2 separate regions of the Homo sapiens genome follow, and region 1 is linked to region 2. Evidence: chromatin loops called from intact Hi-C (ENCODE). Cell type or tissue: GM12878. All regions are shown on one strand. Each heading gives the region's core, and the rest is flanking DNA. Links, peaks and the distances in the headings are about the cores only.

Region 1 (2,808 bases), core at 279-2,778, 95 kb before region 2:
ACAATCCACAAAACTGAATGTAGAGACAATACTATTCTGTGCATACTACAAAAATAATTACACAATTTAAGATACTGCACAGATCCTAGATGCTATAAAAACTTTTTTTAAAAAGGGCTTTATACTATTGCCAGTAGTGTTTGATGCACGTTTCAACAGTAAATAAAAAATCTTGATGCTGGAAAGATTCAATTGCTAGAAGAAAATAGACATGAAGTGTATGTTCTTAAAGATATTCCTCTCACACTTCACCCTCCTTTTTCTCTCTCTTGGCAATTATTAGGCTTAACTCAAATTCTTCATCAATCTCAACACACCAAAGGGATGCCACTTTTCCAGGATGCTCTACGAAAAAATGTTATTCACCTAACAAAAATAGTCAAGGTAACAGAGCAATTTGGCTCCACTGTTCTTGATGATCACAATATAATCCTTCCAGCTGGCTTAGTTCTTAAAGTTATCACATCATACTTCTAACTCTACCTCTTGGACCCTCCCAGAAATACCTAGGCCTTTCTCTGGGAGATATTTCAGGAAGAATGTCTTTAAGGCAAACCAGAGGATGAACTGCAGCAGAGAGGGAAAGGCTGCAGGCTGGGTGGCTTCAACAGTCTCACAAGTGTGATGGGGATGGTGTCAATAAGTTATTTCTTTTCACAGATGCTGCCATAGTTAATGAATCATGTTTTCCCTGGAGCTTTCCACCTATTCAAAGGACAAGTTTCAGAGCTTGGATGAGGAGCAACTATCTTATGAACACAGAGACATTTGTCAGTTTTAAAGGTCAAATTAGATTTTTGCTCAGGTTCCCACCAAAATGATAGACTTGAAAATCAGGATTTATCAAACTATGTTCTAAATTATTTCAACATATCGAGTGTATTAGTCTGTTTTCATGCTGCTGATAAAGACATACCCGAGACTGGGAATAAAAGGAGGATTAATATGACTTACAGTTCCACATGGCTGGGGAGGTCTCACAATCATGGCAGAAGGTGAAAGGCATTTCTTACATGGTGGTGGCAAGAGAGAATAAGAAAGAAGCAAAGTGGAAATCCCTGATAAACCCATCAGGTTTCATGAGACTTATTCACTATCACAAGAATAGCACAGGAAAGACTGGCCCCCATGATTCAACTACCTCCCCCTGGGTCCCTCCCACAACACGGGGGAATTCTGGGAGATACAATTCAAGTTGAGATTTGGGTGGGGACACAGCCAAACCATATCATGGGGAAACAACCCGTAGATCACAGAGTGTTATCCCCTAAGGTGGAGGAGACTTCCTTCCAAATACAAAGGTTGAGCCAAGGGAATTGCAGCTCTGAGGCAGGAGGAAAGGAGCTGGCTCTTGCAGCTTTCTTGACGAGAGAACAGAGAGGAGGAAATAACGCCTCTTGCAGTATTGAGTGACTCATGTTGGAGCTGGGAAATCCCCCCACTATGTACCCACCTCGAGGTGAATAGAAAGTGGAGGAGAGGATGGTGGCTTTAGATGTTTAGACATTCTTTGCCAAGAACACAAAAAGAAGGGTTTGCAACCACACCCTCTCCAAGCAACCACTGGCCACTTTGTGAAGGAAGAGGGGGAAAGAGAGAAAGTCAGAGAGACTGAGCATTTTACCTAAAGAGCTTAGCATTTACAGTCCAAAACGAATAACGTAATGAATGCAATAGATGAAGTTTACCAACAGAATTAAAATCCAGGGACATCTACCTCCCTCATAAGAGAGGTAAGAAAGTTACATTTTCTTTTTCACCTGGGATGAGTATGAAGCTTGAACTCAAACTCTGCCATACAGCATAAGGTGATTAAAGGCTCAACTAGAATTAGGGCCACAGAAATGAGAAGTCAGCCAGCATTGCCTCCTCCACTCAATTAAAGTTTATTTATTCAAAGTCTAGTAATGACAAAAAGTTTACTGAATAAATGGGGATAAGGAAGCTAAGTGCTTCCTCGCAGCTTTGGAAACTGCCAGTTGACCAAAAGAACTGTGTATATTATCTCCAGAGCACTAACAGAATTTTAAAGATACATAAAATCCTTTTCTTTCTTTCTTTCTTTTTTTTAAATTTCCTGTAAGGGTCCTTGACAGAGAGAAGAACTTAGCAAAGAACTTAGGAGGCACCTTCAGCCACTGCAGAAACACAGAGAAACTATCGAAAAAGTATCAAAAATAAGCCTTGAAGAAATTATACAGGAGCAAAATCCAATATTCGATGTGGAATTTGATGGGAACATAGGAAGTAACTCCTCTACTTTTGCATAGGAAGAAAAAAGACTACAGTACTTCGAATATCTTAGTTTTATAAAAAATGTAGTAGTATTCTTTTGCGTAAAGCATAGGTTTACAAAGAAGTTCCCTAACTTTTCTTGAGCTTTGGGTTTCAGATATATTCATATTTTCTACCAGATTCAGGGAACTAAAGTGTTTGAAAAATTAGCAATCTGCCTTTGCCCCTTTAAAAAACAATAAAAATGCTCTAAACAGAAAAGTAAAACCATGGAGACCCTATCAAATACATGGCCCTAAACCACTGCCCCCTAACAGTTCTCTAGGTGGTGATGGCTCAAATGAAATCTACCCAGGAACTGAAGTGATGCTAACAGCCGGGTCCCATTTCTCATTCACCAATAGGGCTGGATGGCACCCCAGCTCTTGTTTCCTTGCTTACTTTGCAATTTTAAATCAGACTGTTAGTATGTCAGATGACATAGTAGCTTGCTTAATAGCATTTATCATTTCTTGTCTGAGGACATCATCTGACAACATGTTGAAATCTATTAAAGTCATCCTCCCAGAGAGT
Region 2 (2,808 bases), core at 158-2,657:
ATCATCATCATTTCTGCGCAGGTATCCTCACCGCTCAGAATTACTCTTCTCTATGCTGCGGCTGTGGTGTACGTTCAAAGCCAGCACTCAAATTCCAAGTCTCTTGTGCAGCAATCACCACCACCCCCCTGCCCAATCCCATTCACAACTAACCTTGAGAAAATTCTAAACTCACAGCCTCTACGTTTCACTTCCCACTCACTCTCAAACCATCTGTCCCTCCGCTGAAATGGATTTTTGCCAAGGTCACCCACAACCTCCAAGAAGCAAATTCATGAATGTTTCTGAGTCCTCATGTCATTTGATAATAATAAGGATAGCATCACCGAATATTTACTAAGCATTTCTTATATGCCAAGCATGGTACTCCATACTTCTCATACTTTAGCTAGGCTTCACAACAAGTAGATGAAGTAGGCTTTACAATTATACTGCTTTTATAAATTGAGCCTTTGCAAAGTAATACAACAGGTGACAAATATCACACAACCTGCAAGCTAGGCAGTTAGGATTCAAACTCTAGCTCAGCTCCAGAGCCCAGGCCCTCAACCCTGCAGGTTGCAGCTTCCTCTCTGCAGCATCAGACTGCACCCTTTGCCTGGCTCTGTACTTTCTCCTATGTCCTTCTTGGTCTCTATCTGGGGCTGCTCTTCCTCGGTGCACCCTTAAACATGGATTTCCCCAAGGTTCTACCCTAAGCTTCTCATCCCTGGAGGACTCTCATACAGTCCCTTGCCTCAATTATTATACACAGAAATGCAAAATCGGCCTCTGTAGGCATTCTACTGCCTGGTCTCCCAAACTGGTCTACCTCCACAGATGTCTCAGCTAAAACATGTACAACATGGACTCAGCTCATCTACTCAATGTGAATGAAGTGCCCATTCTGAGATGCTCTCTCAGCCTCTTGGAGGGCCTCCCTCCTAGCACTAACCACATTGTGTTGTAGTTACTGGGTCCATCTGCCTATCCTGTGTATCACCATTGCCTCCCCAGTGCCTAACATAGGAGCTAGCATGCAGTACATGCTCACACAGCAATTATGAAATTAGGTAATGCAGAGCCTTTGGCTGGTCATGTAACCTCCCTAGACCTCAATTTCCTCACCTGGAAAATGAGAGTTGGAGCACAGGAATGGGAGTATGTTCCATCCTGCAAGCTGCCTTTGAAAAACGGGCTGCTGTCAAATAAGCTGAAACATGCTGCATGTTCGCCTCTTGGCAATTCACTTTAGATATCACATTGAAAGCTCTGACAATTTTTTGCTGTTGTCTAAATAAGGGTTTCCCAAACTTATTTGACAACAGAATATTTTCCTGGAGTATCCCAGCCCCTCCAACATGAGTGGTGCTCCATGGAGTGTACACTTTGGCAAACCCCAGATCAGTGGTTCTCATTGTGTGTGGTGGGGGCGGGGGAAACAGGCAGGTAGGGGGAACCCTGCACTACTGACATCTAGTGGGTAGAGCCTACATCCTACAATGCACAGAACAGCCCCCACAACAAATAATTATCAATGCAAAATTGTCAATGGTGCCCAGGCTGAGAAACCCTGTGCTAGACCAACCTTTACAACCAAAGTCCCTTCCAGCTCTTAAACTTCTGATGCCACCAAGCCATAAAAACTTGTTCATGCCCCAGATACAGATAATGGGACATCTCATTTAGAACAAAGACTAAGCAATGATGCATTCCTTTTAAACTAACAAAAAAGGTTTGATCAGAATGTTTGCTAACCATTCTTGCCTATTGTCATATTTGTCTTCTATTGTTTATTTCATTTTTTTTTGTATTTTATTATCAATCTTTTATTTACAACACATTTGTAGCATAATATTATGGAGCAATCACTGGAAAAATATTCACTTTGGTCACTATTAAAAAATTAAAGAGAAATGTGACAGTTTACACCATATTGTGCATCAGGTGTTTTGCAAACATTCTGTGAAGGGTTTACCCAGTTCTTCCGTAAAGAATAACTTAAAGGTAGTGCTAAAAGGGATGACGATTTTGTTTAACATTTCACTTTAGCTATAAAAAAAATTAGTCTGTGTTCAAATTACATTTGCTTCAGGGAAGAAAGAAAAGAAAAATAAATTGCTTTAAATTAAATACATATCAAGGACAAAATGAATAACTAGCAAATAAATATTTTTAATTGATTTTTTTCAGCCACCCACTTCCCGTTCTTCCTTAGCCTTAAAAAAAAATGTGGCCGGGCGCGGTGGCTTACATCTGTAATCCTAGCACTTTGGGAGGCCAAGGCAGGTGGATCACAAGGTCAGGAGACCGAGACCATCCTGGCTAACACAGTGAAACCGTCTCTACTAAAAATACAAAAAATTAGCCAACCATGGTGGCGGGTGCCTGTAGTCTCAGCTACTCGGGAGGCTGAAGCAGGAGAATGGCGTGAATCCAGGAGGCAGAGCCTGCAGTGAGCCAAGATTGCACCACTGCACTCCAGCGTGGGAGACAGAGGGAGACTCTGTCTCAAAAAAAAAAAAGGTTTTGATTATAAATGATTTTGTTTGCTAGATGAAAAATCTGATCACTATATTAAAATAGGCTTTGTCTCTAAGTAGTTTCAGAGAGTATTTTAAGACATTATTTATCTTTCAAAAAATTACATTTAAATAATGACATAACAGTAATAATAATAACAATAGTTAACATTTATTTAGCACTTAGGAAATGCCAGGCAACTGTTTTGCATACATGACCTCATTCTAATACAGGAACATCTAGAGGTAGATACTGTTAATCCCACTTTACAGAGGAGGAAAATGAAGTTTTTCTTCAAGAAAAGGC

Evidence for each region. Peaks named below come from ENCODE experiments on the same cell type or tissue, not always from the same donor. Only the 100,000 strongest peaks of a DNase experiment are listed, where the experiment ranks them.
Region 1: it touches region 2 in a loop (2.1-fold over the local background); 5 of 110 quality-filtered maps call a loop at or near these places.

Annotation. Positions count from the first base shown.
Region 1 is chr3:17,021,762-17,024,569 of GRCh38, reverse strand. All of the region lies in intron 3 of PLCL2 (phospholipase C like 2), which reads right to left. Among named protein-coding and RNA genes, the nearest start is that of PLCL2-AS1, 31 kb to the left of the region's middle. RefSeq lists enhancers at 1,171-1,250, 1,321-1,540. In GM12878, for the core only: no CTCF peak of the experiment used is centred there; a DNase peak (open chromatin) is centred at 1,429; H3K27ac peaks cover 1,194 bases.
Region 2 is chr3:16,926,334-16,929,141 of GRCh38, reverse strand. The region is part of intron 1 of PLCL2 (phospholipase C like 2); the gene reads right to left. Among named protein-coding and RNA genes, the nearest start is that of MIR3714, 5.5 kb to the left of the region's middle. RefSeq lists enhancers at 493-652, 713-962. In GM12878, for the core only: a CTCF peak has its summit at 1,459 (motif pointing left); a DNase peak (open chromatin) is centred at 227; H3K4me3 peaks cover 736 bases; H3K27ac peaks cover 1,658 bases.